5 separate regions of the Homo sapiens genome follow, and regions 1, 3, 4 and 5 are each linked to region 2. The links are chromatin loops, found by intact Hi-C in ENCODE. Cell type or tissue: A673. All regions are shown on one strand. Each heading gives the region's core, and the rest is flanking DNA. Links, peaks and the distances in the headings are about the cores only.

Region 1 (6,400 bases), core at 962-5,961, 1.1 Mb before region 2:
GGAATATGCAATGGAGAGGGGGACTCAGCTCTAAAGCAGATTATTAAACATATCTGCCTTGTGAACCCAACTCCCTCCTGAAAATGACCTCTAAAGAATGTTAGGACACTAAGGGAACACAGCAGCTCTTAGCATGAAACCACCCAAAATGTTCCACTCTGATTATCATTATGGGGAAGCCAAGTGATGGCTCAAGTGCAAAAAGGGGCAGTGTAAAGTCTAAGGCTCCTTCCAGATGCTGGAAGTATTCCAGGTCACAGAACTGCAGCAATACAATAACTAGAGATGCATTTTCCAGAAAGGTAAAGGAGACAAGGCTTCTACAATGTTATTTAGGACTTCTACATATAAATGTACTATTTCCAAGGCCATTAAGACCATACAAGTTTCATGAACATTCACCTCAAACCTTACTTAAGCAGTATTTTTATTGGAAAGCTGTCTAATTATGATGAAAAGGAGGAAAATAAACTGATGCTATAACTAATTTCAGCAGTTTTACTCCTGCTTATTAAAAATCTCTTAGATGCAGTCAAAATCACAAAATTATCAAGATGTAGACAAGTGACAGGTGAACCTCAAAGGCCTAAGTCTAGATGACTAGGTCTCAAACTTCAGCATGGATTAGAATCATCTGAAAGACTTGTTAAAACACGGACTGCCAGGCCCCAGCCTCAGTGTCTGATTCAGCAGGTCTGGGGTGGAACCGGATAGTCTGCATTTCTAATGAGTTTTCAGGTGATAAAGATGCTGCTGACCTTGGAACAGCTTGAGAACCACCGATGGAGATTTTGAGACCCTAGGGAAGGTATTTATCCTCTTTAAACCTCAGTTTATTCACTGGAGAGTATTTGGAAGATTAAATAAAATATTTATCAAAAACTTAGTGTAGTAGTTACACTGGGTGCTCTGTAAGTGATAGCTGTTTTTAAATTCAACTTTAGAATTTAAAAAAGCCAACAAACTTGCCTATATATGGCATATAAATTGCACACACTCTCTTTTACCTACTCACTCACCCTCCCTCATTTCAAACAAGGTATCAGTTCTACTTATGAAGGCTGGGACTTCAAAATGAGAAAAAGGAACCATTATCCCAGAAGAAATATGCATCAAGGAGCCTACAGGTTCTGAGTAACTATTGTGTAAACATTTCTCAAAAAACCGTTTACGCAGAGCTTGTTGTGTCTGTGTCTGTGGGAGGGGAGGGTGGGTTTAACAGGGGAACTTTGGAGGGAGGGTGGGTTTAATAGGGGAACTTTATCTCCTCATACTAAGCAGCAGCAAGAAACTAGGGATTTCCACAAAGATAGGATTTAAATCATAAACACCTTCTTTGAAATAAGCCTGAACATCAGGACAAAAATGTCAAATTTACAGCCTCCCTTCTCTTTTCCATTGAAAATTGTGCCGAAGGAGAAGAGAGGGAAGAAAAAGCTGAGACTGGCTGTGATTATTGCAGTCACAAAGCAGCATTTGCCCTTCAAAGTCTCCTCTTTCTTCACAAAGTCAATACATCCCCTGGGCCCAGTCTCCAAATCAAGTACAACATTTGATGAGAAACCTTGAGGAGAAAAGGAGAGAGAAAAGTGGGCAGAATTGGGGTTGGGACTGGATAGAAATGGTATATCCTGTTTCCTTTCTATGTCTAGGGGGGTCAAAGCCCATAAGCAGCTGGGTTCCGTTCCACCCCAGCTCTTCCAGTGGGCTAAATGGGATCAGCATTGTCCTACTCCCCTTCCATAGACAGCCCTAACAAAGTAATAGCAGCATGAGACAAGCGGAGTCCACTGGGCACACAGTGCTAAACCCTGTATCTTCTGCATTTCCAACAGGTGGAGAAGTCTTTCTGCTAGCATGAAAATTCCATACTAATAAGTTAGTTTGAAGTGAAGTTTCTGGCTTGGCACCTAAGCTTTGTAAACTTTCCATTACTGATGTGGGACAAATAAGTCTTATTTTCTGGCAGGTTATTAACTTCATATATCATGATTATGATAATGATGACAAAACATCATTATCACAACAATAGATGCTAATCTTGACGACTGAGCATTGTTTTTTTGTTTGTTTGTTTGTTTTTGAGACAGGGTCTGGTCTCACTCGATTGCCCAGACTGGAGTACAGTGCCATGATCACAATTCACTGCAGCCTTGACCTCCTGGGTTCAAGCAATCTTCCCACCTCAGCCCCCTAAGTAGCTGGGACTACAGGCACGCAACACCATACTCAGCTAATTTTTGTAGAGATGGAGTTTTGCCGTGTTGCATAGGCTGGTCTCAAACTCCTGAACTCAAGTGATCCTCCTGCCTCAGTCTCCGAAAGTACAGGCATGAGCCACCACACCCGGCCACACTGAGTGTTTTGCGTACCAAATACTTCTGTAATTTTTTCACATGCACATGCACCTACTTAATATTTACAACCACCTTGTTAGGGAAATAATATCACCATTCCCATTTTATAGATGAACAAAGTGAGGATCAGAGAGGTTAAATAACTTGCCTAAGGGCAGAGCACTAATAAGTGGCAGAATCCAGAGAGCCACTCCAGAGCTCCTGATCCTACACTCCACAAGCCATAAAGCTTGACAGATACTGGCTAGGGGGCATGAGTAGACATGCTGAATATACTTTTAGTACTTGAAATCAGGACACAGAGGGGAGAATATAACTGAGACCATCCTGAAATTCAGGGATGTATGGGGAATGTAAAAATGCAGGTGGCCCAGGAATGGTGGAAAAGACCCTTTGTAGGAGAAATGTGGACCTTCAAAGCAGGGGCCTCAAAGCCACTCTGCTTCAGACCTTATGCTGGTCTTAAGCAATATTTTAATCTTACAGTTCCCTAACCTGTAAAAATGGATTGAAATGAGGATTAAGTTTATGAAGTCTACATTGTTCACAAAGTGCTATAGAAATGTCAGCTCTCATTTTTATGGCAGATCAGCAGTTGCTAGATGGGGCAGACTCGGGAAATCACGTGGGGGCAGAATTCTTGAGGACTCATGGCCCAGAGAGAGGACTAACAGAAGGAGGTAGAACCCAACTGTGACACTGAAAAAAAGCCACAGAGAACACTAGCTCCCTCTCAAACCAGAAGCATCTAATTAGTTTATGTCACAGTTCATTTTTTTCTCCACACACGCCTCATGGCCCATGCTAGAAGAATTTCCTATAGATCAATGGTGAGAGTTCAGCCACTCCATTAGAAGCACTCTAAGGATGCTCCCCAATCTCAACATTTTCCAAAACTGGTCTGATAAATGGCTCTATCCACACATCCATCCATCTACCTACCTGTCCAATGTTTATTAAGCACCTACAATGTTGCAGTCACTACTTTAAGGTGCTGGAGATATAAGATGATCTCCTCTGACCAAGCCCTTCATCCCATTTTGGCTTTATGACTAGAAACTGGGACGCACACAGCATTATATATTTGAGGAGTTACACGACGACGACGAAAACCTTTACTCTTACTCCAGAACAAATCCCTGGGATTCCCCCACGCCAACCCGCTGTTATGGTGTTCAAGCTTTTCTTTGTATACTGATTTTCAAAGACTATAATATATTTGAAGATTTAGGAAAACTAACTTCTTGATAATATTAGGTCTTCCTATTATGTTTAAGAGATGGCTTTCCACTTATTCAGCACGTCTTTAAAATATACTGATTTTTAGTAAGTTACATCTAGATTACCAGGTCATTGTCTCATAGGTACTTTTAAACAAAGCATATAAGAAGCAATGAATAATAATGAAATAAGAAAAGAAACAAAATCAAATTCTGAAAAGCAGAAATATCCCCTATACCCTGTATCCTCCTCTAGGGGTCTCCATTCCACAGTCTATTGACTCATTCAACAAAACATAAAGAACACTTACTTAGGGCTGTCTGGATATCCTTCTCCCCATTTTTCACTTCTGTCAAAAATCCCTTCAAAAATTTGAGACCTCTAAAACAAAATAAAGGAAGAAATATTATTTTCAAAGTTCACTTATGTTGAGTGGGTATAAAGAAATGGCAGACATCAGCTTCCATTTCAGTAACATCTTAGGCACAGCAGTGAATAGGTCAAATCATATGGCAGTCCTTCCTGAACCTCTTCCCTTCACTTCCCTTTAGCTTGCTCTGGAGCCCATCTTTCATCTCATCTGATATACCTAAAGAAGTGGTTTTCAAAATGTGTCCCAGGACTAGTGGCTTTAGCATCACCTGGGAATTTGCTAGAAATGCAAATTCTGGGGCCCCACCCGAGTTACTGAATCAGAAACTGTTTCCGAGTCTAGTGTTTTTAACAAGTCCTCCAGATGATTCTGATGCCACTGAAGTTGGAGAGCCACTGATTTAAAGAGAAGCCAGTTGACTTTAATGCCTTTAAGATTCCTATCTTATATATACTTATCAACAATATTTATCACCATCAAAAGAGAGGCAAAAAAAAAATAAGGTGGTATTATTCATTAGGCCTTCTAGAAAAGGCTACACAATTCAACTAGATCCTTCACTCAGAAGTAGTCTCCTTTGTGTAACAATTTTTTTTGCTGGTAATTTTTTTTGAGCTAGATTTTAACTGCTGTCCCACCCCAGCTGCCTCACCTCTTCAGCCACAAGAGGGCTTCAGTCGCTGAGTTCCTAACCTGGGCTACATCCGCCTCCACTTCGTGCAGCACTATCTTCTGGAGAGTGGTAAACTCTTCTTTGTTGGTTATATACTTCTGATTTACTTTCTGGAGGGAAAGCAGGGAAACAACCTAAGTTTAAAATGCTGAAGTTATCAAGCAACTCAGTATAGTCTGGAGACTTGTAAGTTTGGCAAGCAGGCCTCTAAGAAAATAAATTAAGCTCCTATTACCTTCTTCCTTATGTTTTCATGATAGTATTTGTTTTGGAGAATTCTATGTAGCTTAAACTGGAATTAAATAGTCTCAGGGTTTAAAGTTTTGTTCTTAAAGTTATTTTTTCTGCCTCAGAACCTCTCTCATGCTTGTCTTTGGCAGATACTTTTCACTCTGAATATAAAACTCAACAATCATTTGTTCTAATGAGACTACTTGCAACTGTTCCACCTAAATACAATAAAGAAAGGTATACCTACAGGAATTCCTAATAGTGCTTCCTCAAAGACTAGTCTCCAATGACAAAAAAGATTTTTATTGGGCACTGTATCCTCAAGAAGGTAACATTTAATCTGCATTTAAAAGGGGACCCATCCCTTATTTTACCTGGAAGAAAGAGGCTCAGAGATTTGGTGAGTTGTTGATGGTCCCACAACTACCACTGGAAATGGGCCTTTTGAGTCCCAGACCACTGACAGCTATTTTCACTATATAACCTATCTTTTAGAAAAATATAACTTATCACCATTTAAACCTAAAAAAGCACAGAATCAGTGTGGACATTAGAGTGAAACCCTACTGATCCACACGGTGCACATGAAAAGGCAGTCCTGGTTTCATTTTAAAAATGAATCTTCTACTCCCCATAAAGCTTAACTCTAGCATATAATAAAGGCTTAGTAATTCCCTTACTGAGCATTCACAGTGTGAGAAGAAAGATGCTTGCTCTCTTAAAAGAACAGTGACACATTTTTCACTTTTTGATTTATTCTGGCCAAGCACAAAAATGTTGAGAACATTTTCCTTTATTTAAAAGTTTCCACAGAGACAAACCAGTATGCTCACCTTAATATTTCCAACAAGATCCATCTTAACAGGAGCAAACACTGTAGGGCCAAGTTTGTCTAGAAGAAAAGATTAAAAACATTTCTGAAAAAGCAATTTTTAAGTGGCAATATTTTTTATAATAAAGTAATAATAAATTTAGCAGATCCCCAACAACTTTAATTTTTGCTTCCAAATCATTTATCTAAACATAATCTTCAAAAGCTCCCAGGATACTATTACCATCTTTTTCTATTACACTACTCCAAGGTGAGTTATAATGAGGCCCTAAGTGACAGGTGAGATGAAGATAATCTTATAAGTTTAGGATTCATATAGTAATCCTTAGGGCTGCACTGTCCAATATGGTAGCCACCAGATATGTGGCTAGTTAGTACTTGCAGCGTGGCTAGTACTAACCAAAATGTACTGGAAGTAAAATACGTACCAGATTAGGAAGACTGAGTATGAAAAAGAGATTGCAAAATATCTCATTAATGATTCTTTCGGTTTGTTTGTTTTTTTGAGATGGAGTCTCTCGCTCTGTCCCCAGGCTGGAGTGGAGTAGCATGATCTCGGCTCACTGCAACCTCCACCTCCCAGGTTCAAGCGATTCTCCCTCAGCCTCCCGAGTAGCTGAGATTACAGATGCCCACCACCACGCCCAGCTAATTTTTGTATTTTCAGTAGAGACGGGCTTCACCATGTTGGCCAGGCTGGTCTCGAACTCCTA
Region 2 (6,400 bases), core at 712-5,711:
ACAACAAATGTCCTGCCTTTAAGATTTCATAGAATGGTCGGGCGCGGTGGCTCACACCTGTAACCCCAGCACTTTGGGAGGCTGAGGTGCGTGGATCACCTGAGGTCAGGAGTTCGAGACCGGCCTGACCAACATGGAGAAACCCTATTTCTACTAAAAATACAAAAAATTAGCCAGGCATGGTGGCACATGCCTGTAATCCCAGCTACTAGGGAGGCTGAGGCAGGAGAATTGCTTGAACCTGGGAGGCAGAGGTTTGCAGTGAGCTGAGATAGTGTCATTGCACTCCAGCCTGGGCAACAAGAACGAAACTCCATCTCAAAAAAAAAAATTTCATAGAATGAGAAGAAAAATAAACTTGTAGTTACAACACAGTGTAAGAAACACATCTACGTAACTATAAGGTGCTAATGGGGTGAGTATCTGAGGAGTGACCCTTGAAGGGCAGCAGATTTTTTGAGAAAAATTCTGTAATAACATAGTTGTGTAGTGTTCACTCTTTGATGTTATTTCCTCTAAATTTTTCCTTCAGTGGTATTAGTGGTATTCTATTCAAGGTGAAGTCCAGTCTACTGGTAGAAGAATTAAAAACCCAGCTAGTATTTTCTAGGTACTTTGAATTGAGTGTCCCTTGAGGCATCAAATATTCTCAGAGGGCAAATGATAAGCCACACCACACCATTGCAGGATATGGGGAAGCGGATTGCAAGTCACAGAGAAGGTTAATAACAGTGTCAGATCAGTACCGTGGTTATTGATTGAAGCAACTCAATGTAGGCCAAAAGGAGTGAGCTGTGGTGTTGACTGGCAGGTTCTGGTCCTGCTTCCCTACTGTGCACCATTGACTCTGTGCTCGAGTTGCCTTCTTAGTAAAATTACAGGACTGGGCCAGATGTGGCTCCTGCACTATGGATGTTCTCAGATGCAAAAGAAGCTCTCTTCCTCAAGCCCCCTACCTGTAGATGAATGACCTTGGAATCCTGGCATTGTAAGTTTAGCTTCAGCCATCCCATCAGTTGTTATTCTGGTGCATTTAGGTTGGATTTTTAGGTGTTGGGGGAAATAGTATGAATCTCATCACCATCGTTTTCATTTATTTATATCTTATTTAGTACTACTATGTGCCAGGCACTGTTCCAAGTACTTTTCCAATATTAATTAATTTAATCTGTACAATGATGGGTACTGTTATCACACCCATTTTAGAGGGGGGACAACTGAGGTTCAAGGAGGTTAAATAACTCGCTCAAGATCAGCTGTCTAGGGAGGGGCAAAACAGGATTCAGTTTCAGGCAGGCTGGGTCTTGAATTTGTGATCATCACCCTGTACTGTCTCTGGACAGAATAATTGAATAATAATAAGACAAAGATGAAGTATGCAGTAATGACCCATTAAAATAAGATTTTTTAAAAAAAATTAAATGTGATAAGACAAGGACAGATGTGGCACATGCCTTTGGGCTAAGTCCTTTAGAAGGGAAACAAAGAATGAATCATGTACTATGGGAGAAAGAGAAGACAATGCCTACGCCCTTATGGGCCTACCAGGCTTTCTACCTGTGAGCTCATTTGCTCCTTACAAGACCCCAGGAGGTAGGTGTCATTATCATCACCATTTTACAGAGGAGGCTGAAAGACTTGTTTAAGATCACACAACTAGTAAGTGGAGGAAGCCAGGTCCCTGACTAAAGTGCCCAGAGGCTCCCTTAAGGGTGGGCTGGGGAATCCACATCAGAAGGCTCTGCCAGTCCGGGTCCTAGTGGGCAGATGCCTTGCAGTAAATGGGTCTCTGTGCTGCAGGAATCTGAAAGACCAGCTTACCTGCGGCAACACATTTCAATCACATGGAGCAGGTCTACTTAGGGGAAAGATGCACAATGCATAGGAGATGCCTGTCAACACTGAGAAGAGCTGAAGTGCTGAGGACTGAACCACACCCTCACTGGATGGAAATGCATCTACAAGCTGTGCACTCATGTTTGACCCTGGTCAAACCTTGGCACTATGAACATCTGCAGGGGATGATTCTTTGTTATTAGAGGTTGTCCTATGCATTGTAAGATGTTGAGTGACATCCCTGGCCTCTACCCACTAGGTGCTAGTATCTATGTAGTATCTATGTTCACCCCATCCCCCAAGCTGTGACAAACACAAATCTCTCCAGACAAGGCCAAATGTTCCTTGGGAGGCAAACTCCCCTCCTCCCCTCCCGGCCCCCGGTTGAGAACCACTACTTTGATCTTATACTCTGGGCTTATGAACGGTGAAAGCTTCCAGAAACTACCCTGTTCTGATGTCGAGGAGTTCAATATTCCCTAAAACTCCTCCCAACTCTCAGAAACTAAGAGAGAGAGAGAAAAAAATGATGGGTTAGCTTCTGCAGTGCAGATACTTTGCCATTCAGTTAAGTGTGTATATTTGAGGGGGTGTATGGATATGGAGAACAGGGATTGGAAAGCCTACTCACCACACTTCTTCACAATACCTCTATTTCATTCTATCTGTATGCTTATTATTTCAGCTCTTCTCATGTGCGATCAAATTCTTATTTTGCAGCATATTGCCCTCTAGCGGTCACTTCTCTTTGTAGCACACGGAAGAGAGGCACCAATACAAATCGCTTTTTAAGAATGAAACCCAGGAGGGAACTGGCTGGGGGAAGTGGACGTGGTTCCACGAGCCGGGTAACTTCTGGCTTCGCGGATTGTGAGCAGCCGGTTTCTCCTCCGAGCCGCGCCTTTTTCCTTCCCAAGCCCCACCCTTCCTCCTGCGAGCCCTCTCCTCCACGTTCCAGCACCCAGTGGCACTTTGCTTCTCCCGCCGGGATACCGGACCTCTTCTTTGCAGAGAGAATTCAAAGCTACTTCCATGTTAAACAGAAAGAGCATCCTGTGGGTAGAAATATCCGACGAGGAGCGTTTTCCGAATGCCCGGAAGGGAGTTGCTACGTGAAAAATAGACATGATGCGCTGAAAAAAATATAGATGATTTGTTGTTGCTCTTGGTTCTCAGCCGGACCTCAAAAACAACCCCAGGATTTTTTTCCTCCAAAGTGGAGCCAGCTACTTTGCAAGTGCTCCCCTTCTTTCTCCTTGCCCATCCCCAGACCATTTAGTTAACCTCAGTGGGACAGGAACCGTCCTACAAATGCATGTGTTTGTCGTCTTAAGAGCTTTGGTAAGCCTACTTAAATTTCAGACAGCTAGAGACTGTCACAGTGGCTTTCTTCTGTCGATAGGTGACATTGTGTAATTAATAACCCTATAAAGCCTTTGAGGATAGCTTTTTCTTTTAAAAATGGAAGCCCAGAGAATTAAGACAAAGAAAGCTACTCTGTGGAGTTAAACGTCATCTTCAAGGAGGAAATTTTTAAAAGTACCTCTACATCTACACGTGGGCTTCAATTATATGTCTCCAAGGTACAGCACCCAGACGTCAAACCACTCAAGCCTGGATGGTGAATTTATGATAGAGGTTGACTTCTTTGTAGAATAAGTTTTCTGTTTCCACAAAATAAAATTGTATTTAGGGGTATAAGCGCCAGAATTTCTTTTAGCAATTAATCAAAATGAATGACCAAAAAGTTTAATTCTAGACTAGAGCTATTAAATTACTTCCGAGCTATGAATGCAGTTTTGATTTTAGGCCATATCAATCCAGGAAAACACAGAACAATGAGCCTGGAGGGTCAGATACTGTGAAGAGCAAATTTGCAGAAGGCTTTTGGGTCGGCAACAGTTGGGTTTCCTTAAGATTTATAGGCTTCATAGGATAGACACACACTTCTTTATTTCTGCTCTGTATGAACACTCAGCAGATGAAGTTCCACTAACCGCTTTCCCCTGCCCCCACATTTAAAAAGCTTTCTCCTTCTCTTTTCTTTTCTATCTCTGTGAATGGCTTAAACAGCAGCCTGTGTTTTAGAACCATAAAGCGTGCATAAACGTTTCATAAAAAGAAATAGAAAAAATGGAAATCTCCAGTGTGAATATGTGTTTATAAGATTATTTAACCCCTTTTACTTTATCACCTTACTTGCTCTGACCCTGAGACCCTAGAATGACGTGGGCCTGAACCCGAATCCTCGGGTGATCAATACTACCTAAAAACAAAGGTGATGTCTATGGAGGGGCGCAAAACAAGGTTTCCCATAGGAGGACTTGCCAGTCTGATCAGTATAACTAGTGAACCCAGATAGTGTGGGTCCAGGAAGTTGGTATGACGCCAAGCTCCCCACCCTCAGAGGGCTCTGGTGTTCCCCGCTGAGGACTCGCATCCCGTTTATAGCTCTGTAGATGTAAGCAGCCAAGATGATTTGGGGGAATTTCTGTGTGACAAAGGAGACAAGAGGCTGTGGAAACCTTCCGTAACAAGTGGTTGAATTGTTTAAGGGATTTTCAAAACCCTCTAACTGGAGAAGCAGGATGAAGGCGAAAGAATACATGACTGATCATTGCTGGCTAACGTAATCAGGTGATTTGTGTTAACAATATGCCACAAAATCCCAGGAACAAAGTCTAGGTCCTGTCTTTAGCCATGTCGTGTCCACGGCAATGTGGACCTTTTATCTGATTATTGGATGGTCCACTGAAGCCATCTTTAGGAATTTAGAACCTTCATAAGAGAAGACGAGATTCAGTCTATGTGGAAGGGTGTTTTTTTTTTTTTAAAGAGGCGCTTGTAATGGTGGTGACTTTCCTTCCTTAACATTAAATGAATTACTAACTCTACATATAATCTTGTGCATTTCTGTCCTTCTTCCCTTCCTTCTTCCCTTCCTTCTTCCTCCCCTCCCTCTCCTTTTGCAGGAAAACTATATTTCAGGACTATGCCCAGCAATGATGGCTTCAAGATCACAATAAATTGTTTAGCTTTTTAGGGGATGAGAGGCAAAATGTTTAAGCACTGGAAAAAGGCACAGGCAGGGGAGATCCTGATTTTGTGAAGCCCAAAGCTCATATGATTTCTTTTAAAAAGAATATACAATTACAAATACAAAATTAGGCAGGAAAGTGAACATTTCTTTAGAATGAAAAATGATATCACAAAAAATTATTGGAGACTTGTAAGTTTAGATCCTTTTTCTCATGAAGATCTCTTTAGGCAATTTACCAAAAATGGCTGATTAGAAATGCTTTCTGATTGCAACCCAGCTTCCTCTCTTCTGGAAAACTCGATGACTCCTCACAGAACTCACAGAGGCCTGTGAGGAAGAAGGGCCTCAGGCTTCAGCTTCACTCGCTTCTCAGGAGTTTGCGTCTGGTCTCAGGTGCCACCTATTTAGAGTGGCCAGCAGCTGATAGTGGTTTATAAACATACAGGTAGGTCCTGGCCATCATAGCGTCAGGGTCCGGGAAGCAAGCAGGGCGGCTCATGGACGAGGAGAGCAGTTTGGGTGTGCAAGACAAGGTCTGGATTCAAGTCCTGCTCAGTACTTACCAGGTGGGTAAACTTGAGGTACTTTACTTCCTTCTTGGAACCTCTTTTTTTTTTTTAATCTTTTCTGTAGAACAAAGGTAATTAAAAGAGATCGGGTTGGGTGCGGTGGCTTACTCCTGTAATCCCAGCACTTTGGGAGGCCAAGGCAGGGGGGATCACTTGAGTCCAGGAGCTCAAGACTAGCCTGGGCAACATGGTGAGACCCTGTATCTACAAAAAAAAACAAAAACCAAAAACCAAAAAACAAAACAAAAAACCCACAAAAATTAGCCGGTAGTCCCAGCTACTAGGGAGACTGACATGGGAGGATTGCTTGAGCCTGGGAGGTAGAGGTTGCAGTGAGCCAAAACCGTGCCACTGCACTCTAGCCTGGGCAACAGAGCAAGAACCTATCTCAATAAATAAATAAATAAGAAATCACGTATATAAAGCACACAGCAAAGCATAGGATAAACACGCAATAAGCCTTTATCTGAGAGTGAAATGTATTTTAAAGTTTGATACTGAAAGTTATGTGTGTGTCTCTTTGCATTTGTCTCATCCCTTCCCTTCCCTTCACTGTTGACTACAAGAGACATTGGAAATCATTGAAAAATCCATTCCCTAGTTAATGTTCCCCGGCTTGCCTTTTATACTATCTGTCGGATCCAATCCATCATGTATGTAATCATATTTTACATTGGCTGCTCTATGAATAAGAAATGAGTGGAGGGTGTTTTGTTTTCTACCTCTTCCCTATCATGAGGGACTAGGTACAGGATGCAGATTTCAGCTCTACAGCTGAAGGGCGCAGATAGTAAATCATTTTACATGCCTAGGATGGAAGACAAGCTCCTTGGGGATTCTGTGATGGTGGTGGAAGAGGGGCCTTCTTCCTGATCAGCACTTTGGGTGCCAGCCTGCTCTGGTCAATGGGAAAGAATGGAAACCTTAGAATTCAACCATATCTGCCTGGGCCTGG
Region 3 (6,400 bases), core at 937-5,936, 180 kb before region 2:
GAAGAGACCTGTGCAGCCTGTGGAGGTTGGCTTCCCTAATCCAGCTTGCGGATTCTCTAAGAACTGTTAGGACTGCTTCCCCATCTTCTTTCCACTCTAGTCCTCCTCCCCCACTCTAGCTGGAGAACTCCAATTCCTTACTTTCCCTTCTGCTTTGTTACTTGTTTTTGACACCAGTCAGTTCCTTGTTACCCTCTGAATGTTGAGTCTTCTTTGGTAATGATCCAGATTTGTAAAAACAGGAACTAAGGGTGAGAGAAGAGATCAGATGGAAACAAAGCAAAAACCCAGTTTTTTTCTTTCTCAGGTTGCCTCTGGGCAGGTGAACAGCTATGTCTAGAATGTAGGTGGTGCTTTGGCACCGTAAACCTGTTCATGGAAAGGAATTTAGTTTGCATGCTCTACTGGTTGCCAGACTGAAGTCTGAAAACCCCCTTCATTAAACAATGACTGGACTGTTGGTTTTTGCTTTTTCCCCTTAATTAAATGAAAACCTAGCTGTGCATCCCCTGACCAGGTTATGTTCTTTTGAGTCCAGTACTGTAGCCATAAACACAACCTAAGATGATCCCAGGAGACACAACGGGAAAGAATGTCTTTAAGTGTACATGGTGTTCTGGTGAGAGTGATAGATGAAGCTTCGGGAGAAGAGGGGCAGAGATGAAAAAACGGTACCCACAGATGGGTACCACCATGTGGCAGCCAAGATAGATTGTTCCAAGAACCTCTTACCAGGAAGCCCACATGCAGAGCCAGATATCTGAGGCTTCTGGCTATAAATTATGGAGTCACACCAGTTTGGGTGAAGGAGATAAAGCAGGTGTGACAAGAAGAAGCAGTGGTCACTGAGACACATTTGGCAGAGATATTAGTTCATTGTCTGTCATAGGGAAGCAGCTGATATTGTCACCAGGGGAGAAATGACCCCTTTAAAAAACTGAAGGTAGAGAAAATAAGAGATCCAGGAAGGATGGCACACTTGTCATATCCTCTGAGTATTTTTTGGGGGGATGCTGTTTCTTAAATTAGTTTTGTTTTCCTGTTATTGCTGTGAGACTGCCCTGTTATTGTATACAAATCAGTGCAGAATAAATTCCAGAACTTGAAATTGGTGTGCAGTGGGAATACAACCTGCAAGAGAAAGGAGTAGGCATTTTGCATGGGATAAAAAGTATAAGGAAACTAGCAGAAATGTAGCAGTTATAGCTGCTGGTAATTGAACACTGACTATGTGCTAGGCACTGTGCATTTTCTTATCTAATCCTTACCTGAACCCCATGAGGAAGGAATTGTTATCCTCATTTTATAGATGAAGAGATTAAATAATCAGCCCCAAGTTACTCAACTAGAAATTGGCAGAACTGGAATATAAAATTAGGCCTCCGATGTGGAAATCCTTGAGCTTGGCCGTCATGTGTTAGATCCAGAGAAAACGAGTCATGGAAGGCACTTGAGTATAGTGGCCAAGACTACAGTCTCTTCGGTAAGTCAGGCTTGGATAGAAATCTTGGCTTCGCTGCTTAAGCTAAAGGTGACCTTGGGGAATTTCTTAGTGTCTCTGAGCACTGGTTTCCTCATTTTAAAATGGGGACCAAAATACCTACTTGGCAATGGTTTTGAGACAGAAGAGATAATAAGGGAAAGCATTAGAGTGGCACCTAAAACATAGTAACTATAGTTGCTATTGTCATTATTTCATTATGATTACGATTATTATGGTTATTATTACTTTTAAAATTATTAACACAAATAATGTCAAGAACTAAACCAGTCACAATTTGAGAGGTTACAGATGACAGCAAATAGAGGGAAATTGTAAATTAGAAGGACCTGAACCCCAGCCATCAAGGTGGATTAATTGCTACCAGGTCAGGAAATTACTAAGTGAAATTGGGATTTTTTTGCACTGAAGAAGATAAAAAAGACATAGAGATTATTACTCTTTAAAGTCAGCATCCTTCTCATTGGAAAAAAAATAGCTAGTATTGGACTTTGCCTTATAGATGTAGGAACATAGATAATTCATTGGACACATTTAGCCAAAACCTGCAGATCAGTTACCTCAAATGCCATGGAGCCAAAACCTGGGGCATTTAGAGTCAGGCCTAGGCCCCTTCACGGAGGACCCCACCTTGATCCTCAGGCCAAGAGGAAAGGCCCAGATTCCTGGATTTGAGAATCTAGTGTCTATGAAAGATCAGGATTACACTGCTGAGGCCCGTGAGGTGCTGGGGCAACCTACAGGAAGGGCTCCCTCTCAGGATCCTGCAGGCTGGGCCCTGCTGAATCAGATACTAGGATGATCAGATAGCACAATCAGCAGTCAATTGGAGAGAAAATGAACCGCTCTAATGCTCCTGGTCCAAAACAAAAGGCGTTCTCTCTGGCAGTAGAAGAGCATGTCCCAGAGGTGCCTGGAAGCCAACAGAACAGCCCTTCCTGGGGGTGAAGGCGTGGAATCAGGCCCCACCATACTTCAGCATGGTGCCATGTACACTCCCTCATCTGCACATCTGAACTTCTCCAGTAACACAGTTAATGTGGAAGAGGACAGGAATTCCCAAATGTGCTACTGCTCACCAGAAATACCTGGAGAGCTTTGGAAATATGACAGATCTCCCAGCTCATTGTCTAGCTGCACCCAGCAGAGATTCTGATTCTGCAGATCTGGAGAGGGCCCAGGGATCAGTGTTTGTAATGTGCTCCACAGTGGTCCCAGTGCAGCCAGTCAATGGGCTGGAATTTGGGAAAAGAGATCTAGAGGTTTGGATACAGGGATTCTAATTCCAAGTCTGCGATTCCCGGCTGTATAACTTGGGAGATGGCATTCGTATTCTCTGGGCCTCAGTTCTCTCATTTAGAAATAAAGATGTTAAACCTAGTGGATTGCTAAGGCTCCATCCCAGCATTACATTCTGTGGTTCTATAGTTAAGTATAAAAATATCCAGTAACTCCAAATCAGGATGTGGATTGAATGAAGGAGCCCTTGAACGTGTGGCCTGTGTGGTAGCCAGCCTTCAGGCTAGTTCCCAGTGCTCTTCATTCATCCCTTGGTGTATGTGCCCTTGGGCAGTCCCCTCCCATACTGAATCAAGGCTGGCTTTGTGACCAACATGCTAGCAGAAATGATGATGTTTGACTTCCACGGCTACCTTATAAAGGGCAATATTACTTGTGCCTTGGTCTCTTGAATCTTTCAGTCTGAGGAAAGGATGCCATGTTGGGAGGGCACTCAAACAGCCCCATGGCTGAGCCTCTGTGGAGAGGAAGTGAGGCCTCCACCCTCCAGTGGGTACCAACCTTGGAAGAGGTTCATCTAGTACCAGTCAATCCTTCTGATGACTGCAGCTCTGGCTGATTCCTTGACCACAGTTTATGGGAGACCCTGTGCCAGAACTGCCCAGCCAGACACCCTCAAATTTCTGACCCACAGGAATCCCGAGAGATCAAAAATTATTATTGTTGTCTTAAGCCATTAAGTTTTGGAGAGATGTTGTGCGGCATTAGATAACTAACATAGCTTCTTGTCTTGTACTTCTAGGCTGTGGCTGTGAGATCTTGTGACAACTAGCATATACTCCCTGCCTGGGGGAAGGATGAGGACATAAGGAGTGGGGATTACTATGCGAGCTACTTTTAATTTTTGTTTTTTTTTGCCTCTCAGCTCCAATTCTACCCTCTTCCCTGTTCTGCCATAGTAGAGCTCTCAGCATTTCTCCTTTGCAGCAAGCACAATATTAAGCTTTGTCAGTAGAGGGTGCTGGAGAGACATTGCAGGAGGAATTTGTCTTCTCTTTCTGTGCCTATGTCCTGCCTTTGGCTTTTTCTTGGCCCCACTGCCTAGTCTGTCAGCAGTGTGTTGAGGTGGGGGGTGGGGACATCCAGTGACACTCTGCCTTAGCTATGCACCCAGACCACCAAGACTCTTAGCAAGATGATATCCCTGGCTCTGTCCAGGTGATCACCTGGCTGTGGCCCTCCCAGTATGAACACAATATACCCTAGGCCTTGCCGGTGAGCAGGCTCCCTACAGCCCTGCTCTCTCTGCAGCCCTCTCACTAGCCTTGGCCATTTGCACCCCAGAGGGTCGTTCCCTTGTCCCTCCCAGTGTGGACACCGTGTGCTCCAGGCTGTGTGCAACCTTTCAGGCAAGCAGGCTCCCAGCCTCCTGAGTCTCTCTGTGTCCACCTGCCAGTCACAGCCCACCTGTTCCTATTTACCCAAGGATGGTTGACCAGCTTTGGACCAGGGTACTCAGTGAACTTCTCAGCTACTCAGAAGGCTGCAACCATACCTTCTCCACCGAGGTCTGGACAGCAGCCTTGGGAAGGGTCCCCTCCCTAACTTATGGGCTTGTCCATCTGTGAGCACTCTCCCTAGCCCAGGGCATTCTTTGGAATTCTCTTTGTATATGTATGTTTAGTTCTCTGTAATAATGAATACTTCTAGGTATTAACATTTCCTTGTTCCTTAGTGGACATAGGAAGCCTACCCAGCATTCTGGTCTTTGGCCAACACTGAGGATGTGGCTGTGGGAGAACAGGCCCCTCTGGTGTTTCATCTTCACTTTTGCCCAAGGGTGTCTGTGATACCCATGGCTGGCTGGGGCCAGAGTAAACACTGGAACTTGTAACAGAATTAAAGGTGAATGTTTCCAAGTAAAAAAATAAATTAAATAAAAAATTAAAATGACTCTGTGGTTTTTGACTTCTGATTGGGCCTTAACTGATGCAGGTACCATTCTAAATCTTTCTCCAGCCCTGAGACACCAAGGGCTGGACATGTGGTCTGGCCTAAGGAACGAGTAATAGAAAAGCCTCGGGAGGAAAGGCAGTCAGTCTTTCTGTCTCAGCCCTATTCTGTCTGAGACCACAGGATTCCCTCATCTGTGCTTCATTCTTCTCCCTTGACAGATCAACATGCTTTGCTTCTCCAGGCACTCGGCCAAGTATGGCCAACCTTTCATTTCCAAGTTTACCTGTCCTTGCATCATGTAGCCAGCAGAGATTAACTAGCACCCATGGCTGCCACAGTCTGGATCACGTCTTCTTCCTTGGTCCAGTCAGCTGAGACTGAAGGTGCTGGGTATTAGCCATGATATAAACATGGCTAGCAGGCTAGCCATGGATGAATGGAGACTCATTTCTTAGAGAAGGGGACATGGACTGGACAGATTTATTAAAATATATCTCAAAATGTATCTAACACAGGTGGATACAAATCCACCAGCAGTGCAACAAAGATTTGGAGATCACAGATAATTGTCTTCTTCAAACTGACTCTATTTATCTTCTCTTTGCTACGTACTTAATGGCATCAGAGATATAGAAGAATAGAGGGTGTCAGAGACAAAATAAAAAGAAAGTAGCTTAAGGTGATGTTATAGATCACCACCCATAGGTATAGGTATATTTGAACACTCTGCAGAAACTTTTGCATGCCTGATTTCCTTTGTGGAAATGAAATAACATAGAGAGAAAGTAACTAACTTTTGCATCAAGAAGGGAAAGTAAGGTGTCTTCTCCACACCTCCCTGCATCCGCCCACTTCCCTATTCCTTATAAAGTATAACTTTCTGGCAGGAGGCACAAAGAGAATAGCCATAACTATCTCATGAAGGAATGAGCCAGGTAGAAAGGTTAGGAAGGAGAAAGTTAGGATTCTAATGGGGTGTAAGCTGGTACAAATCAATGAGACAAGCCAAAACTTGATGAGAGTCAGGAGCTTCGGAATGATGCAAGAAGGCCTCAAAACAAAAAAAGATTTTGAGGCTGGGTGCAGTGGCTCATGCCTATAATCCCAGTACGTTGGGAGGCCAAAGCAGGTGGATCACTTGAGGTCAGAAGTTCGAGACCAGCCTGGCCAACATGGTGCAACCCCGTCTCTAATAAAAATACAAAAATTAGCCAGGGGCTGTGGCAGGTACCTGTAATCCCAGCCACTCCAGAGGCTGAGGCAGGAGAATCGCTTGCACTGGGAAGGTGGAGGTTGCAGTGAGCCAAGTCGTGCCATTGCACTCCAGCCTGGGTAACAAGAGTGAGACTCCATCTCAAAAACAAAAAACAAAAAAGATTTTGAAAAAATTAATTTTCTGTATGATGGTGCCATGGCAGCAGTCATAGTAAAGGAAGATTTGGTGAGTAGTCAACACCAACCACTTGAAATAAAATTTCTTTGAAAAACATGAATGTCTTTAGCAACTTGTGTGTATGTGTTGAGTGTGTGTGTGTAGAATTAAAATGTTATGTACCTATTTAACAATTCTAGTCACAAAATTAATTGCTTTAAATAAAAAGCTCTGCCTTGATTAATACCATTAGTGTAGCAGCTAAAGTATTAGCTGAACTGGGATCTGTATGGCAAAATGGGAGTCCATTTAAACATACTTGTGGGAATTTA
Region 4 (6,400 bases), core at 583-5,582, 480 kb before region 2:
ATAGCTAAGCTTCCTCAGTAATGGTGACAAGTAAGGTGAGTGGGAATGAAGGACAGCAGAGGTGGCAGGGAGCTGACAGGTGGGTTCCAGTTCTTGTGGGGATGATAGCAGCTGCCGACTTAAATGCAGCACCAACATCTGCTTACCCAGCTCAAAGGCAAGGCAGCAATGAACTGCCAGCAGTACTGGAACATCCAGAGACGGGGGCGGGCTGAAGGGCAGCTCCGCGAGAAGCTCAGATCAGGCCTCAGGACTCAGCTTCTCTCTCCCCATCTCCAGGCTCTACTTTCTCCAGGCTCCATTCTCAGGCTCTATCGGGTGGCGGGAAGCCTTCAGCAGCCCAGGCTCTACTTCCTGCCTAATTGAGCCAAGCAGAAAGAGGGTGAAAGGCCTGGCTCCTGGAACTCACGGTAAAAGTCTGTTGTCTTCCCCTGGCTCTGACTTGACCACATGGTCACCCTTGAACCAACCACCCTAGCCAGGGACACGGGGTCCTTCGGCTTGGCCTTGAATCACAAATCCACCTCTGGGATTAGTGGGCAGATATGACTCCACCAGAAGCTCCTACACTGAGGTGGCTCTGGGTGGCAAAAATGACAGCTACTCACTCTGGGGGTGGGGTGGGGAGACTGCCACATCCTGATGAAATAGACACAAAGATGGTAGCTGGAGAAGCCCAGGAGAGGTAACAAAGAGGGTGATACCCAGTACGAGGCCAAAGAAGGAAAATAATAGGCTCTGCTAAAATTGTGTTTCCTCCTTCCAACCCTCCTTGTTCAATGTCACTTTGAGCTTTGAGTCTTGGTATTTCCTCTGTACGGAGAAGAGAATGAGACCCAGTCGGTGGCTCCTCATTGGCCATATATATCAGAATTGCACCTGCAGAACTGTTTCCTGATGACACAGGCCCTAGGCTTGTGTTGAAGTCTAAATTTAGGTTTGTGTACTTGGTGTGTAGTTGATGTTAAATAGTGATACACAGGTGTTTGGAGATAGAGAAATGTTTATTTGATCTGATTAAAGTAAGAAGGTGGGGAAGGCAAGATTTTAAAAATTTGTTTTAATAAAAAGTAGAAATGGGGAATTTTTAATGTGGCTAGGGAGTAAGGGAGGAGAGTTTAGGGATTTGAGGAGGAAAGTCTGTGTTTTTAAAGTTTTAGATAATATTTTAAATAACTAGAGCATTATATGTAACAGTCATTCTTTAAAAACTTCTCAAATTTATAAATCAAAAGTTCAACTTTTACTATGTCTCACTACTTTCAACTTTTTCTCCCCTTACAAAGGTCTAAAATAATAACACTCTCCTTCAACTTTTTCATCAACTCCTATAACTTTTTCCCTCCAGTTTCTTCAAAAACAAAAATACAAAAAAAGACAAACTCCCCTAATTAGAAAAACAAATCAAAAAAGTCAAGTATAATCTCACATCCCATACTCAACAAAATACCCAATTTAGGTGAGGGGCTAAGACTCCTCAAACAAGAGTCTCTATTTCAACGCTTACCAATTAAAAAACTAAGTGCCAATAGATGACCCACAGACATAATGCAAATATACTCTCCATTTCTCACCTCAAACCTATTTAATTAAAAAAAAACCTTTAATCAAGAGAACCCTAAATACTTATCCAAATTATTGTCTTTTATCTTTTTAACATATCATCCCACCTAGACTAATAAACAAACATTAATATTTTACTCACAGCCAAAAACCACCATATAATTACTAAAAAGACAAAAACAGCTCAATTTCACCTTAAAAATGAAAGTAATCACCCTAAATCTACCAACACTGTTCCTACGATTAAGCCCAACTAAAATATAAACAAGACACTACCCTGTTTTAAACATTATAAAAATTTTCTTCCAGAATAAATTATTTAAAAGTCCCATGATTAAAAAGCCTCGATGAAATTAAAAACATTCAACAACCCCAGAGGGATCCCTAAAATTAAAACTCATATAGACTCAGCCTGTTGTCCCCCCACCGCCTAGTGAGAGCCACTGGGAAGAGCTCTGAGGTCGTGCTCAGGGCAGGCGCTTGGTGGGTCAGGTCCAGAAGAATGCCTCCTCATCATAGCCTGCCCAGTCCCCATAGGTGTACAGCAGTCCCAGGTGACAGCATCATTTACCTCCTGCAGTCAAAGGTGATAAAAGTGGTGGGACAATTCCTCTCAAACACCACTCTGGAGATGTCAAAATATAAACATCTTGAAAAGCTGGGCTCTTCATCAAACTGTGGCCCACCAATGTTTGGGGATCCCCAAGATCCCTTTAGAGAGTCCATGATGTCAAAACTGATTTTATTACAGTAATTGCCTTCTGTGATTGACATTGCAACTAACCTTTAAGAAACTACCACTTGTTGAATTGTGGTCTAGTATATATTTTAAAGCCCACATTTACCTGAAAAGGCTATAAGAACACTCCTCTTTTTTCCAACTACACATCTGTGTGAGGCCAGACTTCTTCCTATACTTCAAATAAAACAATATATCCCAGGTTGAATACAGGAGCAGATGTGAGAAGCCAGCTGTCTTCTTTTAAGCCAGACACTAAAGAGATTTACAAAAATGTAAAAACAATGCCAATATTCTCATCACTTTTTTATTTGGAAAACAGTGTTATTTTTCACAAAAATATGTTATTCATACTAACACATAATAGGTTTATTACTATTATGTTGAAAGAATTAATAAATATTTTAGATTTTTCTATTTTACTTTCTAATACCATAAATATCAAGATTTAACCCACATTAACAGAAGCTCTTTGGGGTCCTCAGTAACTTTAAAGAGTATAGAGGGGTCCTGAGGCCGAGAAGTTTGAGCACTTTTGGACTAGAATTAGATTCCTGGGATGATTTTTACAAGTCCTAGGCCCGCAGAGCTGCCCACGTGCTTATGCAGAGAAGGAGCACAGGCTACAGAACAGACACCCCAAGCCACTGTGTAGCCTGATCTGTGCTATAAAACTTGAGGAAAGTGGGATGACTCAATGGATTCATTGCTGAAAAATTTGTTCTTGCACATTTTCACATCCGTTAGGTTTGGTCCTTTGTGTCATCAGCATGTAACTCTCCTTTCAGCCACAAGATGGCACTATTTGCATAGAAAATACTTTCTCGGGAGCCGTGTCTCTAAATTAGCTGTTTCCTAGAGAGATTTTGGATGGGGACAAGGAGGGTTTGGCGTTTGGCCCATCATATCCCTCCATACGCTGAATGTATTAGGATGACTTTCCTCTTCCGTTCCTCTTTGAAAACACCGATATTGAGGAACTGGTAAAAAGAGATTCTTTCTAATATCCACCCAAAGAAACCACTAGCTGACCCCTGAGAGAGGGACTAACTTTTCCTTGCCCCTTCATTAAATTCTTTAATCCCACTTCAGTTAATTGTTTCCCATCATTTATATTTCAGGCAATAATCTCGGGAAAGGAGTCATGGAAAGGGAGCAAAGCCAAACCCTGAACCAGCACAGGTAACTGTAGCCACCAGAGTTAACTGTGTGAAGAATGTTTCCCCAGAGGACTTCTCACGTGTTGTGTAAAAGTAGAGAAAGAAGGCTAGGGTCTAATTTACAACATAAAAGAGCCTCAGGAATATAAGAGGCATGGGAAGAAGTGAGACAGGTGTCCTTGAAAGAAAATGCTCCAAAATGTCTGATCACCTTTACTCTCGTCTCCCCTTCCATCTAACCCAGGTTCTCAAGCCCTGCACTTGACAATCACCTGAGGAGCCAAAAAAGACCGACAGGTGCCTTTCACCAGTGAAGACTTTGATTCCATAGGCAGGTGGGGTCAAACATGGGCATTTTTAATATATATTTTTTAATTTAATTTATTTTTTTTTTTTGATACTGAGTCTCACTCCGCCGTCCAGGCTGGAGTGCAGTGGTGTGATCTGGGCTCACTACAACCTCCGCCTTCTGAGTTCGGGTGATTCTCCTGTCTCAGCCTCCAGAGTAGCTGGGATTACAGGCATGTGCCACAGTGCCTGGCTAATTTTTTTGTATTTTTAGTAGAGATGGGGTTTCACCATGTTGGCCAGGCTGGTCTTGAACTCCTGACCTCAAGTGATCCGCCAGCCTCTGCCACCCAAAGTGCTGGGATTACAGGCATGAGCCACCAAGCCCGGCCATGGGCATTTTTTTAAAAGCTCCCAGAGTGAGTCCAACCTTCAGTCAGTTTGAGAACCACCAAGCCAACCAAATCAGCAATTGCTCAGACTGAGTGATAAATCCCAAATCATTAGGGAATTCTGGTTTAAAACAATGCTTGGCAAAACCCAGTCTCATGAGCGGATGTAATCTAAGTTAAATCCATTCTCACTGCATCCTATCCCACCCCATTTTATGACTGCGTGCAAGGGCAGCAAGTCGGCTGGTCAGCATCATCAGGGTACCTGTCACCTACTATAATAGCTAAGTTATGCTCATCTTCATTTACCCTTGAATCCTGAGAAAAGACTGGGTATGTCAGTTACATGTTATTTCCAAAGAACCTCCTGCAGAGAAAATCTATAGGTTCTTTAGACCCTGTAATGCAAGTGATCTTTTCCAGCTCCATAATGCTTTCTGCATTAACAATTCAGGTTCTTTCTTTGGCAAATGAATGCACGCCTCTGCTTGGTGAAGGACAATGGGTAACACTATGTTTGAATCTACTGTCCTGAATGAAGTCACCAAGCCTCTCCACCCCCTAGGACCAAGACCCCCTCCACAGTGGCACAGTTGTGGATCCCATCCAAAAAAAAGGCCTCAACAATCTTAACTCTAAGATAGCTGCTGAAAAGCATCCTTTTCTATCCAAGCCTCCTTGGTGTCACTGAAATACTTTCTAAGCTATTGAGCCGGGTGCCTCAGTTTCCTGTCCTGCAAAACAGAAGGGTTGCATGAGATGGTCTCCACGATTCCCCTGCTTCTCCAGACTCCTGCTGCTCCTGATGCTACAAGGAGTTGGTGGCCAGATCTTAGCCCAGTGAAGGAAGGAGCACGTGCTGAGAGACGGTGCGGGAGATGCTGAGGCACCCTCTTGGTGAATTTGAGATACGCTGTTCCTTAGGGTGAATGTGGGGCAATGTGTTACATTTTAAAAGTCACCCATCCATTTTTCATTCAATCAGTGCTTGCTTCACCGAGTGAGGTGGAGGGCGTTAGAATTAGGAAGTAGGCTGAGGAGTAGCCTCTGCCTCCCACTGATCCACCTCTGGGGAAAGAGACAGACATAGAAACCACAGATTTTTAAATGCAGGTGGGAATCAGAACTGCCTAAAGCTTAAAACACACATTGGCGGAGGGCACCCCAGAGTCCCCCACACAGTGGCTCCTGGGAACGTGCATTTCTAACCAGCCTCCCAGCTGATGTTGATGCTGCTGGTTCCCGAGGGCCATGCTTTGAGAACCACTGATCAAAACAATGACGCTGGACACAGGGTGATGAACTCTCATAAAGGTGGTGTGCAGCATGCCAGGGCGGGGAGGGGAGGGGAGGCTGAGTGTGGCAGGTTCTATTCAATAGTAGAAAAGGACAGCTGCACTGGACTCCACAGGCTGCCAGGGATGCCCATGGCACCCACCTAGCTCTCCAGCATGCCTGGCCTGGAACTGGGGAGAATGTTAACAGCTCACAGGTACCCCTCAACCAAGAGGGGACAGGAGGTGATGCGTTAAACACTCCCACTTCAATTCCTCTTAGAAGCAGTTCTACCCGGCTCCTGAGAAGGTGATCAGCTCCACAACGTGCATATACCAGCCTCTCTCCTCCTCTATTTACCTGCCCAGCTTCTCCTCCTCTCCCTGGGATGCCTTTCCAAATTCCCCATCTGTACCAAACCCCAGTCTCAGGCTTTGCTTCTCCAAGGGGCCCAGGCTTAAACAGGCTGCAAATTTCCTGTAAGGAATTTGAACTCTGTCCTAGAGAAAAAGCAAATAAGAGCTGTTGCAGAATTACAGCAACAACAATAACACTCTGATGAGCACAGAGTCACCACGGGGACACCAGCCATGAGATGCGAGCATGGCACTGGGGAGAACCACTCGGGACAGGCTCAACCTTGTATGAAGACTTCTGCCAGTAAGCGAGGGCTGGACATTCACTCCTTGGCCTGGCCACGGCCTCTGTTCAAGCACATTGTAGGGAATCATTCCTAGGCAAAGATACCGGGACAGGCCAGCAGATCACATGATGGAAACAGTGAAACAACCAATGAAAGGACCACCTTGGATATAAAGGCGGGCAGCTGGGAAGGAAGAAAATAATTTAGAAAGAAAAAACAAACAAACAAACAAAACGCTGAGTGGGAGACAAGAGGGGAGAGGTTGTTCTCTGATGAAACAGTTCATCTGTAAAGGACAACCCAGTAAGGTTGGAAGGCCTTCAGTCCAGAAAAGGTAACT
Region 5 (6,400 bases), core at 958-5,957, 1.6 Mb before region 2:
GCCTGGCTCAGTGAAACAACAGGGCAAAGGAAGCAATCAGCTATGCATTTGTCTCACGTGAGCAGAGGGATGACTTTGAGTTCTGTCTAGCTATCTTGTTTAGGAATATAATGAGAGGCAGGTTTGCGTGCAGTTTCCAGATTGACTTTTCCCTTTGGCTTAGTGACTTTGAGGTCCCAAGATTTATTTTCCTTTAACATTTACAAGGAGAAGTGAAGAAATAAGTAAATTAGAGAGCTAGAAGGATGGAAGTTTACAGTTAGAGAGAGTGGGATGTTGAAGGTAATACTGGTTGCATATTTCTTATCCAAAATGCTTGGGACCAGAAGTGTTTCAGATTTCAGATGTTTTCAGATTTTGGAATATTTGCATTATACAGGTTCAGCACCCCTAATCTGAAAACGTGAAATCCAAAATTCTCCAATGATTGTTTCCTTTGAGCATCACAATGGTGCTCAAAAGGTTTTGGATTTTAGAGCATTTCAAATTTCAGATTTTCAGATTAGGGATAATAAACCTATATCTCAGAAACGGTACATTTCTGAATAATGACAAATTGTCATTATTTGCCATGAGAATTGTCATTAATGTGGGTGGAGATGGGGATGATTGTAGGTCAAGAGACTGAAGCAATAGGGTAGGCTTGGGTGTTAGTACGGCCCTTCATGGGAATGTGTTGATGTCATCCAGGGTCACGGGAGGCTTCTGAGTGGGAAGGAAGCTGAGAGCCTATGATTACGGTCTTCACTGATGAAGGCAGACAGTAGGAGGTTGGCAGATGGTGGGCACTGACTAGACTGGAAGTGCCAAGAACTTCAGTGGAGCAAGGTTTTACCCAAGACACAGAGGTTGTGGTCTAGAGCAGCCCAGGGATGAAGGATCACCCATTGGAGAGGACTGTGGGGAAAGCAGAGTCCTGGGAGATGAACCAAGCATCAGTTGAGGCTGGAACAGTTAAAATGTATACATCAAATTCTCTCCAAGGACACTGTACCCTTGGCTGAAAATTCCCTCCTTAGTCTACTTCCCATCCCAAATTCTACCCATCCACACTGTGGCATCCTAGGTCTCTCTAGCAGCTGAACAGGCAGGCCTCTGTAACAACTGTTTCAGCGCTGACTGAGTGGTTAAGTTAAATATTAAAAGTTGAAAGAGCCAGTAACCTTATACAAAGGCTGGAATAGAACAAAAGCCCACCACAAGTTTTTGCCTAAGTCTTTCCTGTGCCTTGAACCATGACAAGAGGAGGAAGGAATTCTTAACCAGACCCATTTAGGATTAAGTAAGTTTTTATTGGCTGGGTACGGTGGCTCACACCTATAATCTCAGCACTTTGGGAGGCTGAGGCAGGCAGATCACCTGAGGTCAGGAGTTTGAGACCAGCCTCCTGGCCAACATGGTGAAACTCTGTCTCTACTAAAAGTACCAAAATGAGCCAAGCATGGTGGCGGGAGCCTGTAGTCCCAACTACTCAGGAGGCTGGGGCAGGAGAATCGCTTGAACCCAGAAAGCGGAGGTTGCAGTGACCTGGGATCACACCACTGCACTTCAGCCTGGGCAACAGAGTGAGACTCCATCTCAAAAAAAAAAAAAAAGAAAAGAAAAGTTTTTACTGGGGGTCTGAAGACACAAGTTTTATTGGAGGTCTAAATGAACTCCTCAAACCTCCGTGATTTAGCAGGAGATGTGATAAGGGTAATCACCCCAGCACTTGGACCCATCTAGATTCAATACATTTACTGAGGCTCCAGAAGAAGGTCTTCACACCTTAGTTATGGATTAGAAGAAGTTAATCACTTACGTCTTTAGATGAATGCACACTTACATGTAGACATATGGCTTAGAAGGTATATAAACCCTGGAAAGCTTTGTAATTTTGAGTTAGTCTGGTGATATATTCCAGGCCTTCTCCCTGTACCCGGTTACAAAAATAAACTTCCTTCCTTCCCAGTTCAACTGCATCTTGTTATTGGGCCGCGAGAATCAGCAGCCTGACCCTCGGCTTGGACCAGGAACAACATGGTCTGAGAGAGCTCATCCCATGTTCCAAAGGGAGATTAAATGACAAATTAAGATACCCCAATAATAAAATGCCAACAATAAGATGCCCTACAGTGTAATAGAAACAATGTACCATTATGAAATTCCCAGTAGGAAATGAAAGCTCAAAGACTAAATTCACTTGCCATTTCAAGATAAAAAGAAAATTTCAGGTCCAAACTTTTTTCCTGCCTCAATTTCATATTCTGATCAGGCTCAGCCAGAGGATGTCTCAGTATTTAGACAGAGTGGAGGTTCCTGCGGCACCATCCTGGAGAGGTGTAACATTCTTTGGGTGGAAAAGGTGAACTCTGCTCTCATATGCTATCTACTTAAAGAGTCTGGAATTAATAGGGCACCAAAGATGATCACAGCTCTGTCTCCACATCCACCAAATTTAGAAACCAAATCTGATAACTAAGTCATTTATCAGAGACTCAGTGGTACCCAAGTGAGGAAGGGCCACTGGAGACAATCTTGTTTTTTTCACCGGGGCTGGAGTGCAGTGGCGCGATCTCGGCTCACTGCAAGCCCCGCCTCCCGGGTTCACGCCATTCTCCTGCCTCAGCCTCCCGAGTAGCCCGGACTATAGGGGCCTGCCACCATGTCCAGCTAATTTTTTGTATTTTTAGTAGAGACGAGGTTTCACCGTGTTAGCCAGGATGGTCTCGATTTCCTGACTTCATGATCCACCTGCCTCGGCCTCCCAAAGTGCTGGGATTACAGGCTTTAGCTACGGCGCCCGGCCATTCCCCTCCCTTTTCTGCTAGGCTCACTGAACTATTAACGAGCAAAAAGTAAACTTCCCTTTTCTTTGAGTTATTATACATTTGGGGTCTATTTGTTAGAGCAATGCGCTTGCCCTACTATACTCTCCCTGGGCCTTGTATGATGAAATTGGTAACAGCCACAAAAACTGCATCTGGGACACAGAAGGTGGTAGAGGGGAAAATAATCTGACTGACAAAGATTCTGTTTATAGGTGACTTTTTAGGATTGTGGAGTTAGGCAAAGCTGGGATCACTCACACAGCCTGATAGGGGATTTTCCTACGTGGGTGGGCTGACCTGGTGGTCCTGGTTACACTGCCCACCAGCCTTCTGGTGTCTCTACTAGGAGTAAGGTGCCTTCTCTTTCTCCTCCAGGACCCCACACCTCCAGACCCTGCTGAGGGAGGGCCACCCATTTCTAGTCCCAGCTCCTACTCTAACTATCTGTGTGACCTTAAACAAGGCCTTTCCCCTCTCTGGCCTCAGTATCCGCCTCTGAATAATGGGGCTGGGCCTGCCGACCTTCTGGCCCTTTTCTGCTCTGTGAGTTTGTGAACTTGTGATAGGGAGACAGGAGTCCTAGGAAGGAAATGGAACTGGTGATAGGGAGACAAGAGTCCTAGGAAGGAAATGGAACTTGTGATAGGGAGACAAGAGTCCTAGGAAATGGAAGGAGAGCACGTTTCACTCTGTCCAGCAGAGGGCAGCAGCTACCCACAAATCAACAGCTGAGCAAGGCCAGGGCTGTGTGGGAGCTATGCACAGGTTCTGCCTCCAGAAGCCTTCAGTGCCTGCCTCTGAGCCAGAGGGTTCCAAGCAGAAGAGGTCCCGCCCCCGGAGAGGGACCTCAGAGAGGTCCTCCAAGCCCCTCTCAGCTCTTACTTACGGCATCCCAGATGCCCTATTCCTCTTCTGCAGAGAGAAGGTGGTTCAGCCACTAAATGGTGCTGGGACCTCGCAGTTTGGTGGGAAGGAGGAAGCTTACTCAAGCAAGGAATATGAGACAGGCAAAAACCCACGCATAAGCCAAAAGCCCCTCCAAAGCGAGGTGTTGTTCCAGGCTGACAAGTGTCCAGCAGGGTGGACTTCAGACTCCCTGTTAGGAACTGAATTGTGTCCCCCAAAAAGAGAAAGTCACCCCAGGGTATGACCTAATTCAGGAAAGGTCATTGCAGATGCATTTAATTAAATGAAGATGAGCTCATGCTGGAGTAGGGTGGACTCTGAACCCAGTGGGACAAGCGTCCTTATTAAGAAGAGGGAAATCTGGACACACACAGAGCAGAGACCGCCGTGTGAAGATGGAGGCAGAGATCGGAGAGATGCTGCCACACGCCACAAATGCCTGGGGCTCCCAGAAACTACACGGAGCCTCCCCCAGCGGCTTCAGCAGGAGCATGGCTCGGCCAACACTTTGATCTTGGTCTTCCAGCCTCCAGAACGGTGAGTCGGTGAGTTTCTGTGGTTTAGGCCCCCCAGTTGTGGTTGTTTCTTACGGCAGCCCCAAGAAACCAATACACTCCCCCGTCCACTTTCCACGGCAGAGTTTGGGCGTCACTGAATCCCACCTCCACAGCAGGTTTTGCTTGGACTGCACAGTATTTATTGATGCTGCTGTTGGTTTTAATTTCTAATGTGTGTGCCTGTAGCTGTACCACTCCTCCTGATGACTCACCTGGCTCCTGCGGGCATCTGAGATGTGGTTTCTGCTCCACACTTCCTGGGGGAGCAGAGGAACTCCTCAGCCTCCTCTCAAACTTCTCTCAGGTTGTGCTGTTCACTCCCTCCCCAGGCTTCCGGTCCACACGGACAGCTCTGACCCCGAGAAGATTCTTTGTCTTAGACAAACATCTGCCTCCCTGTAACTTCGGTTCACCGATACTTGCTCTGCACTCCAGGGCCATACAGAACCCCTCTGCTCCCTCTGCCCTTAGCCATTGGCTCCTAGGAGACACTAGCTTGTCCGGCCGTCGCTTTAAACTGTCTAGTTCCAACTCCCTCAGAACTTCCTCAGTGATGCAGTTTCCTGACGGTCATATTGCCTGGATAAGCTCCAGTATGTTCAACTCCCTCTGTGGTTCAGCAACCAGGACTAAACAGGATTCACCTGATGCACATTCTAACCAGAGTCAAGAGGGCAGAAGCATCGCCTCCTGCGTTCCAAGCTCAATATCTCAATTGTAATCCCCACATGTCAAGGGAGGGGCTTGGTGGGAGGTGATTGGATCATGGGGGTGGTTTGCCCCATGCTGTTCTCATAATAGTGAGGGGTTTCTCACGAGATCTGATGGTTTTATAAGGGGCTCTTTCCCCTTTGTGCACCCTCTCTCTTTCCTGCTTCCTTGTGAAGAAGGTACTTGCTTCTCTTTCTCCTGCCAAAGCATGACCTTATAATTGTAAGTTTCCGGAGGCCTCCCCAGCCATGCGGAACTGTGAGTCAATGAAACCTCTTTCTTTTATAAGTGACCCAGTCTTGGGTATTTCTTTATAGCAGTGTGAAAATGGACTAACACAGATATTTGGCAGGCATCCAGTAGTCTTCGATAAACACAACCACCATCTAGTGGCCAGAACAGCCTTATCGGACCCCACTGTCTGCAATGAAAAGCTGTTCCTTTCCTCATCCTTTACAGGGCCAAGCACCCAGCATCCTGGGACAGTGGCCCCGTGTGCCCAGCTTTGAGGATGAGCTCATGCCTGGTTGCTCTGGGTGGAGAGAGGGAAGAGTTGAATCAACATCCATATGTATAAATCTCCTTTTGTGCATTTAGAATCACGTCCTTAGAATAAATTGCGATCAGTGGCATTACTGAAGCAAATTGTATCAAAAATGCAAAAAAGACCCATTTTTCCAAATTGTTTTCTAACAAGGAAGTCATATTGTTTGCTTTTTGATACTGTTCTTTAGAAAACGATGCATGAGAGTTTTACATTTCATATAGTGTGTTCTATTTATTTTATACTTTGCAATTTCTGTAATTTTTAAGCACTGTTCTTCCCATACTAGAGGCTCTGCTCTAACTATTCAACTTTTGTTTGTCCTAGTTTTCCTAAAATTCCCTTTTCCACTGGTGTGTGGTGCAAGATGAGGCACATTTTCCATGGATGGTGAACAGAGGGAGGAGCCTTTTGATCACAACCAGGTCACCCCACTTCTAAGCCACTGTGCCTCCAGCCCCACAAGACTAAGGAGAGAGAGCGCAGCGTGGTGGAGAGTGAGCTGTGCTGGGACCATTGTTTCCGTAACCTCGTTTTCTGTGTCCAGCTGACACACCTTCAAAGTGGCATCAGGTCCTAAACTGTAGCTTGCAATGTGCCTGTTTCCAGAAACCAAGGTGAAAGTGCTTTTAGACAGTGTTCCCATGCAAGAGTCCCTTCCCAGCTTTTTTCTGGAAATGCATGTTTCTCTGAACTCTGAGTCCCAAGAAAAATCACTTGAGACACCAAGAAAATGGGGGAAGTGCTAAAATTGTGTGGGAATTCAAGCTTAACAATAAACATCAAGACATTTTTGATAAAAATGAATCCACTGACATCGGGGAGGAGCAAGAGAACAGCACGCTGACACTGGGTCAGAGGCTAAGACCGAC

Evidence for each region. Hi-C counts contacts between places; a loop is a spot of excess contacts. Peaks named below come from ENCODE experiments on the same cell type or tissue, not always from the same donor. Only the 100,000 strongest peaks of a DNase experiment are listed, where the experiment ranks them.
Region 1: a loop joins it to region 2, with 4 times the contacts of the local background. A loop is called at or near these places in 9 of 110 quality-filtered maps.
Region 3: it touches region 2 in a loop (6-fold over the local background); 109 of 110 quality-filtered maps call a loop at or near these places.
Region 4: a loop joins it to region 2, with 7 times the contacts of the local background. A loop is called at or near these places in 105 of 110 quality-filtered maps.
Region 5: a loop joins it to region 2, with 5 times the contacts of the local background. A loop is called at or near these places in 4 of 110 quality-filtered maps.

Annotation. Positions count from the first base shown.
Region 1 is chr7:30,060,231-30,066,630 of GRCh38, reverse strand. It overlaps PLEKHA8 (pleckstrin homology domain containing A8), which reads right to left. Exons shown (of 14, transcript NM_001197026.2): 10 at 5,689-5,747; 11 at 4,604-4,734; 12 at 3,889-3,959. Among named protein-coding and RNA genes, the nearest start is that of PLEKHA8, 35 kb to the right of the region's middle. In A673, for the core only: CTCF peaks have their summits at 3,832 and 4,587 (motif pointing right); a DNase peak (open chromatin) is centred at 3,850.
Region 2 is chr7:28,923,376-28,929,775 of GRCh38, reverse strand. No RefSeq gene overlaps it. Among named protein-coding and RNA genes, the nearest start is that of TRIL, 32 kb to the left of the region's middle. In A673, for the core only: a CTCF peak has its summit at 2,587 (motif pointing left); a DNase peak (open chromatin) is centred at 2,625; H3K4me3 peaks cover 712 bases; H3K27ac peaks cover 804 bases.
Region 3 is chr7:29,103,931-29,110,330 of GRCh38, reverse strand. All of the region lies in intron 3 of CPVL (carboxypeptidase vitellogenic like), which reads left to right. Among named protein-coding and RNA genes, the nearest start is that of CPVL-AS1, 27 kb to the right of the region's middle. In A673, for the core only: a CTCF peak has its summit at 3,751 (motif pointing right); a DNase peak (open chromatin) is centred at 3,790.
Region 4 is chr7:29,405,648-29,412,047 of GRCh38, reverse strand. All of the region lies in intron 6 of CHN2 (chimerin 2), which reads right to left. Among named protein-coding and RNA genes, the nearest start is that of PRR15-DT, 150 kb to the left of the region's middle. In A673, for the core only: CTCF peaks have their summits at 2,890 and 3,090 (motif pointing right); a DNase peak (open chromatin) is centred at 3,107; H3K27ac peaks cover 2,977 bases.
Region 5 is chr7:30,561,584-30,567,983 of GRCh38, reverse strand. GARS1-DT (GARS1 divergent transcript) reads left to right here. Exons shown (of 7, transcript NR_038889.1): 4 at 3,986-4,253; 5 at 5,856-6,400. Among named protein-coding and RNA genes, the nearest start is that of GARS1-DT, 13 kb to the left of the region's middle. RefSeq lists an enhancer at 3,356-3,405. In A673, for the core only: CTCF peaks have their summits at 3,494 (motif pointing right) and 5,362 (motif pointing left); a DNase peak (open chromatin) is centred at 3,543.